Linked DNA regions of Homo sapiens: region 1 is linked to region 2. The links are chromatin contacts, found by Hi-C or POLR2A ChIA-PET in ENCODE. All regions are on one chromosome and are shown on one strand. Each heading gives the region's core, a stretch centred on a gene start or an enhancer-like site at or near the end of the contact. The rest is flanking DNA. Distances are from core to core; before and after follow the strand shown.

What was found. Hi-C counts contacts between places; a loop is a spot of excess contacts on that map. ChIA-PET counts read pairs that join two places held with the same protein, here RNA polymerase II (POLR2A). Pooled maps may share reads with other maps.
Region 1: a loop to region 2 is called in a map of CD4-positive, alpha-beta T cell, with 4 times the contacts of the local background. The contact joins the enhancer-like site here to the promoter of DLEU2 in region 2. A Hi-C loop is called at or near these places in 2 of 168 maps with a recorded cell type or tissue (CD4-positive, alpha-beta T cell and naive thymus-derived CD4-positive, alpha-beta T cell) and 4 of 50 pooled maps. POLR2A ChIA-PET finds 5 or more read pairs at or near these places in 2 of 52 experiments (CD4-positive, alpha-beta T cell and naive thymus-derived CD4-positive, alpha-beta T cell).

Annotation. Positions count from the first base shown.
Region 1 is chr13:51,825,222-51,831,487 of GRCh38, forward strand. It overlaps TMEM272 (transmembrane protein 272), which reads right to left. Exons shown (of 5, transcript NM_001351003.2): 3 at 1,345-1,404. Among named protein-coding and RNA genes, the nearest start is that of TMEM272, 17 kb to the right of the region's middle. Within about 2 kb of position 1,457, at least 14 of the 41 ENCODE cell types and tissues checked have a DNase peak (open chromatin) inside an H3K27ac peak, as active enhancers do; they include CD4-positive, alpha-beta T cell, where a contact is called at or near this core.
Region 2 is chr13:50,120,168-50,126,839 of GRCh38, forward strand. It overlaps DLEU2 (deleted in lymphocytic leukemia 2), which reads right to left and starts at 5,374. Exons shown (of 14, transcript NR_152566.1): 1 at 5,135-5,374. All of the region lies in intron 2 of DLEU1 (deleted in lymphocytic leukemia 1), which reads left to right. RefSeq lists enhancers at 1,653-2,178, 5,495-6,205 and silencers at 3,837-4,346, 4,427-4,936, 5,257-5,466, 5,497-5,826.

The DNA.
Region 1 (6,266 bases), core at 207-2,706, 1.7 Mb after region 2:
TTTCAGTTCTCTGCAAACCTTAAAATCTTATCTTCTTTTTTATTTCCTGTCAGGCTGTTAGCTTTCATGTCTTACAGATCTAAGGATACTGTTTTTGTTTCCATTTTTAGTATTGTGGCTTTAGCAGGGGTGGCAGGGTGAAACTTACATAACAAAAGAAACCATTCTAAAGTGAATAATTCAGTGGCATTTAGTGGATTCACAGTGTTGTGCAACTACCACCTCCATCTAGTTCGAAAACATTTTCATCACCTCAAAAGGAAGGCTCCTACCCATTAAGCAATTAGGGTACTGGGTGTTTCGTTGTTGCTGTTTTGCAACAACTCCTATGCTCTTTTACTTTCTGCTCCAATATGCTGTGAGCTTGGACCTAGAACACTGGGCCTGCTGAGCTGCTTCTTTTTTGTTTTTGTGTTTTTTTTTTTTTTTGGAGACAGGGTCTCAGTCCTGTTGCCCAGGCTGGAGGTATAGTGGCACGATCATCCCACCTCAGTCCCCCGAGTAGCTGGGACTACAGGCACACGCAACCACACCCAGCTAATTTTTAAGTCAAGACTTGCATTTTTTGGTAGAGACAAGGTCTCACTATGTTGCCCAGGCTAGTCTCAAACTCCTGGGCTCAAGCAATCGGCCCGCCTCAGCCCCACTAACTGCTGGGATTACAGGCGTGAGCCACCATGCCCAGCCATGCTGGGCTTCTAGGTAAATAGGGGTAGCTAGGTCCTGTACACAGGGCTCCCATTAGCAATGTTCAGGAGCATGAGATTAATTTCACTGACACGTGATAACAATTTTTAGCTACTTAAGGAGCTTCCCCCATCCTGCCCCTCCCCTGACCTTCGCTAGACCTCACACTTCTGGATTATGAGGTTGTTTAATATACGTGATTTATGGAAATATTTACTCATTCATTCAGCAAAAAAAAAAAAAAAAAAATGTATAGAGTGCCCATACATCACCTAACGCCAGGTGCATTTTTTGTATTGCTTGCAACCTGCTTCCACAAGGGAACATAGGAACTGGGAAGGGACTTTGGGAAACCTCTAGCCCAGTCACTTCCAAACTTGGGCTGGAGGGATCAGAATCATCTGGGGACAGATTTCTAAAAGAGAGTGTCTGTCCCCACCCAGATATACTGCACTGATATCTCCCAGGGCGGGGCCCAGGAATGTGTATTTTTTAAATCTTCACCAAGTCATTCTGAGATGGCACATAGGTGTCTGGGAATCATCGGGCTGGCCAGTTCTTCTTAAACACATATTTAATGTTTAAAGATTACATGCCTTGGGTCCATGCCCCAACCTGGCTGACCTGTGGCGTCCAGCAGCTCGGAAGGCAGCTTACCTATGAAGGTCATGGACAGCGGCAGAGCCAGGAAAGCACAGAGCACAACAACGAAGCAGGCTGCAAGGAGAAGAAGGGGCAGGCACTGGGTTAGAAACACACAGACCCCTGCATTTCCTCTTCACTGCAGTTTCTTAAGCATCCTGTGAAACCTGACTTTCTCTCCAGTGGCAAGTCAGCAGACAGGAGGAGAAGGTCGCAGCTCGCCTGGGGCTCCCACACAGTGGATGCAAGCCAAGACTTGCACTTCTCAGAGAGCTGAACATCTCTCGTGATCACTTTGCCGATGCCAAGGCCCAGATATCCTGCAGGACCTCTCCAAGTCTGACAGCTTATGGAAAAGGAGTTTATAAACTGCCACTGTGCCCGTGCCAGGATGCCAGAAGCTGCCGGCATCCACTGAGCCAGGCAGGATTCACCCTGTGCTTCCTGGGTGCCTGTACTCAGGGCAGATGGTTCTTCTCTTCCCTGGATAAAATTCACTGACAACTCACTTTATCACTGAAAGTATTTGCTTCACAAAATCTTCTTCCCTTTCCATTCACTTGGTTATATATTCCACAGCCCATGACATTAGATGGGCTCCTAAAACTTCTTGCTGACACACAGTATAATAGAGCTTTGAACTGGCTTGGGGTTTTTCTTTCTGTTAATGCCACCAATCCAACTTTTAGACATTGGGAAAGAACAGAGGAATGGGGGCTACACAGGCTTGGGTCCAAATCCTGGCCCTGTCACTCACTGGCCATGTGGCTTTGGGCAAATTCGTTGACATCCGGAAGCCGTTTTCCTCTTCTGTAAAAGGTGGTGACAGATGTATGCACAAGGACCTCAGGGTATGGCAACTTTTGTGATTAGGCAATTACTTCCCTGCTTTGCTTCTTGGTTTCCTCATCTGTTCTCCAGATCGGCAGATATATCTGCAGATATAGGTTTTGCTTGGCCAGCATTTTTTTTTGAAAGTGTGAATTTGAATGCCTCTTGGGTAGGCCTGCCCCCCAGTTCCCACTGTCAGAGTCTTGACAGCATCACACATCTGTGCTTTCTGCTGAGTCCTGTTGTCATGCTGAGAGCAGAGGATCTCTGAGTGAACCTCATGGTAGCTTCTGTAGCATCTACTCCTTCCTCTCTAGGTCATCACCTTAATTATTTTCGGGTACCCCCACCTCCCTACCTCCCCATTCTGCTGTGCCGTTTATGTGCTCTGGCAGAAGCTGATCCCACCCTGGCCATAGAAAAGGGCATGAAGTTTCACCCTCAATTAACCAGCAGAGCCCCACTTACCAGATACGTTATTAGTGGATGGGCTCATGACTTATATTGGGAGATTTACTGAGAGTCAGGAAAAAGCTTTCTCGCTCTGCTGACAGAACTTCCAGAAACAAGGTTTCTCCCTCCCTGGCCACTGGTGAGGAATTGAATTACTCTGGGGGTGGCTGGCAGCCTTCTTGCCATCATGAGGGGAAGCCAGCCTGCGAATGAGAACAACGCCCTGAGAGGCAAGAGAAGAGGTAAAAAGAAACTGGGTCCTCAGAGACATTCATCACCCATGGAATCACACCACCCTTGATGCTAAACTACTTCTGGACTTGCCATTTATAGGAGCCAATAAATCCCCTTTATTACTTTAGCCAGCTTGAGTTGGGCTTTCTGTATTTATACAGAGCCCACTGTACCTGGCTTAATCTGCAAGGTCCTTTGTGGTTTTGAATTGTCAAAGATCTAGGATTTATCTGGGAATCTGTCTTCTCTAGAGAAGAGCTCTAAGGCTGCAAGTGCCTCTGGCTGGGAGCCTCACGTGCACACCACCAAACGCCAGCTCTGATCTTGCTACCCACAGCGGGTAGGGTGCACAGGGCAGGGTGCTGCCCCTCTCTCAAAGAGACCCGAGAAGTTGCCCTCCATGCCCACCTTGACCTTCACCTCCAGGAAATGTTGATGGGGGCAGGCATGCAGAGTGATTTGCCCCAATTTCCACTCCTCCCCTCAGACCACCCCTGAGTTGTATATAATGCTATCACCAGAGCCAGCTTCAAAGGCGTGCAACTTAACGGCCCCAAGCATCTGGTTTGACGCTCTTCTGTTGCCATCTTGAAATTCTAAATAAATTTCTCTCGAAATCGTGTATTGTAAGTGAAGTTGGACAGGACAGTGAGGAATATGTGTGAGCAGAGGGAGCCTGTGAAATGCTCATGTCTGCTGCCCTTTACCGCCAATATTCACATTTACTCCGCAAGACTCAGGGCCAATATGAGGAAAGCGTGTTGTGTCTTCAACTGAGTAAGCAGGGGGCTGACAGTCCTGAAAAGATTTACTTCCATTTGAACCAGAACTTGCTTCAGATGCAGACAGAAGGCAATGATGTTCTAAGAAACAGGAACAACGAAGGAACTCCACCAACCCCTTTCTGACCCCTAAATTAGTATACCTTGTCCTCTCACAACTTCCTCACCTATCTGTGAGCAGAAGGTGGAGAATGTGGGTAGAATACACCCATATCAAGAAGCAAAATGAAGACTTGTTAGTTTTGTACAATGTTTCCAATGTTCCGATAAAAACAAAATGTGTATGAGAGCTATTAAACACAAGTTGTGTCATTTCAGTGACTCAACATATGAGTTAAATGCTCTTAGAGTTGCATTTAAAACTGACATTATGCAATATTAAGATGAACGGTAAAATATATACTAATAATTACACATTTTGATTTCCCCTACTTAAAAATGATATTAAACAGCAAATAAAAAGGCCAAAAGAGAGACTGCAGAAGAAAGGAAAAAGCTTTTTATATTTTAGTCCCTTGAACAGTGCTTCTTTCCTGCTTTTTGAACAAGGTGCTTTGCATTTTTGTTTTGCTCCGGGGCCCTGCTGGTCATGAGTGACACAGTGCTGCTGGCAGGTGTGGTGAATTAGAGAGAATTTCAGTTAATCTAGCCACATTTGTTTTAATTCTCAACTTAGAGTGGCGGTCAAGGAAGAAATTTCTTGCTGGCAAAGGATAGAAATTCAAGGGGTCGATGAATCCTATTCTGCATTTTTGACCTTGGAGCTTGTTACAAGGATGAAAAAAAGTGATCGGCATCCTGAAAAATCCTTCCCTGTGCTGCAAGCTTGAGGCAGATGGTGCCACCTGGCCACATATATAATCCAGGCAGTGAGTGACACAAAGAAATGGAGCAGTCCCCAAGGAGGCACCTGCCACCCAAGCTTCCTACTGAAGGGTGGCAGAATATGCCACCCCAAACTCTGCAGCTGTGGCATAAGGGTTATTTGGAGCTAAAGGCACTTAAAAAATAGCAGATGGAAGAAGGGTACTCTGACCCTCCCCTTTTCCTTCTTAAAAGTGGGAAACAAAAGCCCCACATAGAGGATGTCCTCCCTATACCAAAGGAAAGCACCATTCTTATCATCAAGGATGGGACATTGAGACCAAGAGAATTCTGTACAAACAGATCTTGTCAAAATCACTCTTATCTTCCCTTAGCCTCCCCACACAGTTTGGTTCCTTTTCTGCAATTACCTCTCTTTGTTCAGCCACGTACAAAAGCATTTGGGTTTTGCTATTTCTTTGGGTTTCCACTTCTTATGAAGGCTCTTGTGTCATGTAAAACTTGCACTAAATTAGTGTGCTTTTCTCCTGTTAATCTGTCTTATGTGAGTTTAATTCTCAGGCCCAGCTGAAAAGCCCTAAGAGTGGAGAGGTAAAATGTTACCTCCTCTTCACTACCTCCCAGCAGGGCTGAGAGAGATGGCCAGGGCCAGAACATTCTTAATGACTACCTGGAGGAGGCTGTAAAGACTCACCACCTGCAGCCATGCAACCAAGCCACCTGAGTCACAGCCCACTCCGCTCCTCATTACCTGCAGCATGGACTGCAGGACTCTTAACCTCTGAGGTTTCAATGTCCTCATTGCAAACATGGGCACGATTACAAGACTTTCCTAACAGACTTGTCAAAATCATCAAATGTCATAATCTGCATAATCTGTGTAGGGCACTAAACGCAGGGTCTGGCACATAATAAACACCGATAAATGCTGGCCATTATCATTACTATTATTATTTTCCATTCCTGATGGAAGGAGACCCAGGCTTCCCCTTTATTTCAGCCCCCACTTCGGAATCAAATGAAGAATCGAGAAAACAACAGGTGAGGTATACACTGTGGTTCTCATGGTGTCTGAGCAGAGATGAGACTGTTCTACACCTTAACTCCCAAGTGGATGCGGCCTTACTCCCTGGCCCTGTTCTCAGGCTGTGCCCTGGCTTCATCCAGTGAGTCCGCTTCTCTGGATCACCACTCTAGGTCTAAAGAGGCTCACTCTTGCTTGAGATCTAATGAGGCTCACTCTTGCTCGAGGTCTAATGAGGCTCACTCTTGCTCGAGGTCGAATGAGGCTCACTCTTGCTTAAAGTCTAATGAGGCTCACTCTTGCTCGAAGTCTAATGAGGCTCACTCTTGCTCGCTGCACCTCAGAGCCATGACTCTCAGGGTCTCAATGGCCGCTCTAGATCTCACAAACCAGGATCAGTACAAATGGCGCCTGGAAATCTGCATTTAAAAGCAACTTCCACCCTGGCATGGTTGCTCACACCTGTATTTCCGGCATTTTGGAAGGCTGAAGCAGGTGGATCTCTTGAGCCCAGAAGTTTGAAACCCACCTGGGCAACATGGCAAAACCCCGTCTCTACAAAAAACACAAAAATTAGCCAGGCGTGGTGGTGCACCTGTGGTCCCAGCTACTGGGGAGGCTGGCTGAGATGGAAGGATCGCTTGAACCCAGGAGTTCAAGTCTGTAGTGAACCATAATCCCGCCTCTGCACTCCAGCCTGGGCAACAGTGCAAGACCTCATCTAAATAAAATAAAATAAAAGCAACTCTCAGGTGATCGTAGCCTGTTTCTGTAAGCTGGCTAGAGAA
Region 2 (6,672 bases), core at 4,124-6,623:
AACATAAATATAAATATGCAAAATTACCAAAATTAGAGGGATTAGCCTTTAGGAAAGTACAAATTATTAAAATGGCCTAAGCACTATTTCTATTTCTAAGTCATAGAGGAAGCACATTTAATATTTCTTAAAAAAAACAAAAAACACCAAAGATGTATAAGTTAATATCAGCTTAGGGAGAATTTTACAAGATACTAGGTTATAAGAAAAGATTATTTAACCTTGATTATTCAATGAAAAGTAGTATTTTCAGTTTTTTAGAGCGATAACTCTTGAGTCTCTCTACCAAACAAATAATTATATATGCTGGTTTAAAATAAAAATAAATCAGTCTGCATTATAAAGGTGGGAGAAGTATCCATTTTTTTATTGTAATAATCAAGTGTTACGTCGCCTTCATAGGAAACATGCATACTCTTATAAAATACTTAAAAGCCTCAACTGTTCCTTTAGAATTACTGATTTTGATGAATAAACAAGCCCCAATAAAGTCAATATCGTAACATCTAAAAGCATATTGTCCCTTTTGGGAAATGTCATTTTGTTTTAATTATTATTATAAAATTACTTACTGGAATATTCTCCATAGCATTTTGCTTTTTAATTTTGAGAAGGACATTATGCCATTGATTGCCAGCGATCCTATGAGGTCCAAAGTTGGGATAACTCATGGAGGGCAAAGAAAAAAGTTTTCATCACCGTGGAGGTACAGCTACTGTGAATGTCCTACCTAGTTTGGGAGAGAAGGGTATGTGTGCACAGGAGGCCTGACCTGGAGGGAATGGACACAGGGAGAAGAAAGGTGCAGGAAGATTATGAGACAGACTGCCTACTCAAGTTGGCTCAGGATTAGCTTTGCTGGAACATTTAAATGTTTGGGTTTTTATATTTCATTCTAATATAAAAAAGAGGGTATTTATTAGGTTTCTTATGTTTAAACTTTTCTAATGTACAAATGTACTGTTTATAAATCTATTTATCAGAAGTTACATGTGGTGATTTTAAACATGTTGCAAATTGACACTCCTACCATTAAAAGGTGGAGTCTAATTCCCCTCCCCAGAACACATATGGCCTTAGTAATTTGCTTTTAACAAACGGAAGTGATGGATATGATGCTGCATGGCTTCTAAGACTAGGTTATAAAAAATGATACAGTTTTACCAGGTGTGATGGCTCACGCCTGTAATCCAAACACTTTGGGAGGCCGAGGCGGGCGGATCACAAGGTCAGGAGATCGAGACCATCCTGGCTAACACGGTGAAACCCCCTCTCTATTAAAAATACAAAAATCAGCCAGGCGTGGTGGCACGTGCTTGTAGTCCCAGCTGCTCAGGATGCTGAGGCAGGAGAATCACTTGAACCTAGGAGGCATAGGTTGCAGTGAACTGAGATCGCGCCACTGCACTCCAGCCTGGGTGACAGAGTGAGACTCTGTGATACAGTTTCCATCTGGCTCTCAGTCTTAGGACCTGTGGAACTAGCCACCCTGTTGTGAGGCAGCCAGACCACATGGAGAGGCCATGTGTAGGTGTTCTGGCTGATAGCCCCAGCCATCAGTCAGTATTAACCACTAGACAAGCAAGTGGACAAGCCTTCAGATGATGCCAGCTCCAGCCTTTGAGCTGCCCCAGCTGTCATCCAGTGGATTAGAAACAAGTTTTCTCTACTAGGCAAGGTAATGTTGTTTTAAGCCACTAAATTTTGGGGTGGTTTCTGTACTTAAGTCACTGCTTCCAATAAATCCCTAGTCAGGTTAACTGTAACGGGTTAACCTGTTGGAAGGAAGGAAATGGAAGAGGCAAAGGAAAACCCTTTCCTTCCACGCTTCCTTATTTCCTTAGCCAGACTGTGAGTTTAGCACCTTCTGCTACTAACTGTTGGAGATTAAGTGTGCTTTTGAAGTGCAAAAAACACCATCATGGGGACTCAGTCTATCCCAACACCTTTCCTTGAGGGCTTAGAGACTGAGCAGGGGAAAGACAAAGTTTGATTTCTTCCATTTCTCCTTTTCTTCTTCCTTAGGTATCTCTAGTTTCAAAAAAAGGGAGAAGCAAGATTTCATCCTCTCCTATCTTCACTGTCCTTCTAAATTCAAATCTCCAGAAAGACAATTATGGTTTCTTTTTCACTGAAAGAGAACACAGCTTTTTCAGTCATATAAAGGGAACAAAGCAGCAACATGTTTCTATTATCAAGGAAGCAGGATTTTATTCATCAGTTATATGCTACGGACACTGCTCTGTCTTTAGTCACTCATCACGGTTCTTCAAAGATTCCTTCTGCTCCCCTTCTTCCCCTGAATATGGGTGTTCCCAGGGTTCCCTCCTCAGACCACTTCTTACAGGGCACCCTTTGTGGTCCATCTAAGCCCCTCCCACTGCTTTAGCTATCACCTACATTTTAATGACTCCAGAGAGCCAAACTACTTCAACACCCCCTGCTCCCCCAGTAGTTCTCTGATACTTCAGATTCTACAGGGACAAAACAGAGTTCCTTCCCCTAGACTTGAGGCCTACTTCTCCTTTTAGTCCACACCCTAAACCAGAAATCTGGGTATCTCTTGCTCTTGCCCTTTACAGCCAACCAGTTTTCCCATTCCACCAACAGAATTCCACCAATTTAATTACTTCCTTGAATTCCTCTTTTCTCTATCCCCACTATCCCTAGGTACACAGCGGTGGTCCTAATTGATTGTTACTTAGGTCACAGGCTGTTTTACATTCCATCTTCAAGTCTCCAGGACTTCAACCAGTGTACACCTCAATATGACATTTCCAAAACTCCTTTCATGGCTCTCCCTTTCCTATGTTTTAGTCCTGAGGCAGAATAGGAATTTACTCATAAAGCAAGTAACCCCCCTAAAATTGTATGCAAAATTTTAGTATAGGTATGTAAGCGCATTTTTTTTTCCTAGAGAAAGAGCCCATTGCTTTTTATTTTCCTCAAAAGGTATGTGTTTCCCCCAAAACTTGTAGGTCTCAGGCTAAAGTCCAAATTCTTCAGCATGCAGGGTATATACAAAGCCCTGCCCGACCTGGCCTCTTGCCTCCCTGCAGCTAACCTGGCAATTGCTCTCTCTTAACATCTACCTCCTGGATTTACAAACTGGGGTGGAGGTGGGAAAAAAGAATCAAAATCATAAAGTGAAGCCAAAACTGTTTGTGTAGCATTTATACACTGTTGAAGAATCAAAGGCCTTTTTTTCATAGTGCTTTTCGGGAGGGAGAAATTGGATTGTAAACATGTAATTTACAATCTCCACATTTTTTATTCTAGATAAATGCCACACACACCTTCCTGTTACAGAATATTGCATAGCAACTTTCAACATCATTCAGTTTTTTAATACCTATCCACATATGATGTTATGTATTTTACAAATCCTGCAACTAACAACGCAGTTCTTGATAGACTGCGATCTACTGGGAGGACTGCTCGGTTTTCACCTGAATTATTGCTCGTGGTTCACACACTAACACCCAAAAAGACACTCTACGGGTCATGACGTGTCCCTAAAATCCTCCATCTACTCCAGAAAACGTTCTAACTTTTTGAGACGAACTGTTGTAACTAGTCTCCTGGCGAGGCCTGCTATGTCTTATACCACAGGCTCTAACTGCCAAATCTTTTTCAGAAGTCTTTCAGTTGTTGCCTCCAAACGGAGCTCTTTGCAGTCCTCGGGCGGACGAATGGACGGATTCGAGCGAAGCTTATTTCCCTTCTCCTAACGCATCTACCTATAAATAGCGCTCACCGCGCTGAGTCACCAAAACCCCGAGTTTCCCCAAATAGCGCGTAACGACTGCTGGGATCGCGTCCCTCGGGGCTCTGTGACAGACTCCAACCACACACCCGCTGGGCTGGACTGCGGGCCCACACGGCCCAGCGGGTCTCTCACCACCCGGCGCCCCAGGGACGCGGGCGAGGCCGCGGTGTCCGGACCGAGTCGACAGCGTCGGACTTCCCGCGCGCGGACGGCGCTCTGGGGAAGGAGGAGCCGGCGGGCGGCTGGACCTGGCCTTGACTGCGCGGGGTCCGCCCCCGCCCCCTCGGGAGCGCAGAGTTGCGGGGGGCCGGCACCAGCCTCCGCCCTGCGCCGCCCGCTCACACAATGGGACGCGTCGGGAGGGGGCGGCCGCGGCTCCCATTCCGGTCCCAGGGCGGGGACTCCGGGCGGCGGGAGAAGCAGTCGGGCTGGGGCCAGAAGGAAAACCCCTCTCTCCCTCTGCCCACTCAAACTGCGAAAGGGCTCCAGCCGGCGGTGCCAGGGGCTGGGGAGCAGCTGGGGAGGGAGCGGAAGTGCCACCCCCTGCAGTCAAGGGTGGTGACGTCACCCCTGCAGCCAGCCTGTAGCGGGGGTGTCTGTACATCACATGACCCGGCCCCCCTCTCCCCGCCGAAGCCCGCGCGCGCGCTCTCTCCCCCAGCCCCGACTCCCACCTCTCCCCCGCCCCCTCTCCCCAACTTTCGCCCTCCCCGCTCCGGCACCGCTGTCAACAGCGCCAGCTCCGCCCCCTCCCCGCGCCCTGTGGAACCGCCACGGCGGCGCGGCGGGCGCTCGCGCTCAGGTCCGAGGCTCCGAGAAGCGAGCGTGCCCCGGTTCCACCCTGCCCCCCAGCTCAGTGCTTGCTGGCTGCGTGGGCACCAGAGCCAGGGGGCACGGCGGCGTGCAGCGACAGCGCTTCTCTGCTCCATCCTCCCACAGCAGTTAGAGGACGAAGCTGAGGCGCCGGGTCCGAGCTCGGAGGGAGCGAGGCGCATGCAGCGGCCTCCGGGCCCTGACGCGTAGCCTCCGGGGGTCGGCCCACGGGCGAGAGAAGCAGCCGGGAGCCCCTCCTCGACCCCAGCAAGGCGGCCCGCGCCTCCGCTCTCCCTACCGCCCGGGTGGCGCACGCCAGTCCTCCGTCTTTGGCTGCGGCGCAGGCACCGGCCATACGACGAGGGGCCAGGCGGGGACCGCCTCCTTGAGCCCCCTCGGCCACCCCTGCCGTGTGGACTGCTGGGGTTGCAGATTTGCTGGCTGTTGCTGCAGCGCCTCGTTCTATTTTTCCTCTCAGTTCCCTTCTAAAAGTGGAGGCTCGGGGGAGGAAAAAGAAAGCCCACAGTGTTGAAAGGGGCGGTACGGACTGACCTGTCAACGGCGGAGGAGGAAGACCCCCGTTCGGGGCGAGCTCTCGAGCCCGCGCAGGGATCGGAGCTCTGGGCTCGCGCGGAAAGGCACGGCGGCAGCTGTGCCTCAGCCAGGTGTCCCCCCTCGGCGGGGCCCGCGCCGCCGCGCCCGCCCCCTCCCCCGGCGCAGCGCTCCCCGCCCCATCGCCGGGGACCAGGGAACCCCCCGGCTCGATTTTTTGTGCAGTTTCAGCAAAGCTCCGAGGAAGTTGGTCCTTTTGTTCCACTATTTATAGATTGCGTCAACATTGCGAAAAGGAGAAGGCGGAGCGGTGGCCCCTCCCCCTCCCCTCCCCCCGCCGGCTCCTGGGAGAGAAAAGCCCCAGCACACGACCTAAGTACACAGCGCGCCAGCCGCCCGCCCGCGGCCTTCTGCTCCCCGCTTCTTCCCCCTCCCAGCCGGGGCCCGAACGCTGCCAACCCCGTCACGTGCCCGCCCGGGAAAACCAGCTCCCCGGGGCTCCGCGCCGCCCGCCAGGCTTCGTGGCGGCGGCGGCGGCAGCGGCCTCACCCAGCTCGTGGGCTCGGGCCGCGGCTCAGGCGTCACGCATAGCGTGGGCACCCACGCCCTCGCCACCCGACGAGGATCTCGGGCTCCGCGACCTGTGGGAGTGCTGCGGGGCGTCCCGCACTTCCGCCCTCTCTCGTCTCCGGCTCCCCAGTCGCCGCCCCGCTCGCCGAGTGTGCGCGCATTCGGGCCTCGCCTCGGAGCCGGGAGGCTGTCCTGTCCCCAGGCCCCTCGCGCGGCCGCTCTTCCAGGCATTGCGGTGCTAGCCCCCTCTCCCGCGCACGACTGGGGAGGGCAGAGGTGTGAGGGATGCGGGGGTGGCTCGCAGCCGTTCGCGGGCAGGCGGGCGGAGCGCGGGAAGCGCGGTGCGGGCGTTCCATGGCGCACCCAGACGCTCTCCCTCCTCCGCAGGTGCAGCGGGGCGTTGCGCGAGCTCGAGTCCCCCTTCCCGGACAGCTAGGGAGAAGGGAGTTTGCAGACCGGAGCTACAGTTGGAAGAATATAGTTTTTGAGAAGTTACTGGAAGTTAGATGTGAGACAAAAACAGACGAACTTTCCTTCAAAGCCTTATGACGAAATGATAGGCCTTGCCATACCCTTGAAATGAAACTGAGCTCCCTACCGGCCTAAAGCCGCTGTTCCTGAGCTTCATGTAAACAAGGAGGGCGGTAAACACCAGAGGAAGGCCTTACAACAATACCAAGTGCAAGTAGCTCATTTGAGTGTTATTTATCTTAGCAGCTTCCCTGAGTGATTTATGTATATTGCAGTTTAACTTTACAGGGTGGGAATAAAATAATTTGGCTTCTCAGCTCACTGGCGGAAGAAACTAGAGCTGAGCTGGGACGAGGGCAAGAAGCGCGTCGCACCTTTCCTGGCAGCTGAACAGTGTGATGAACAGTCTGGAAGGGTTATGTTATTACTTAAGGGGTTTGGGGAAACCGTTCCCGCGCACAGACCCTCATTCGGGCCAACTGCAGGCCGTGGGGGAC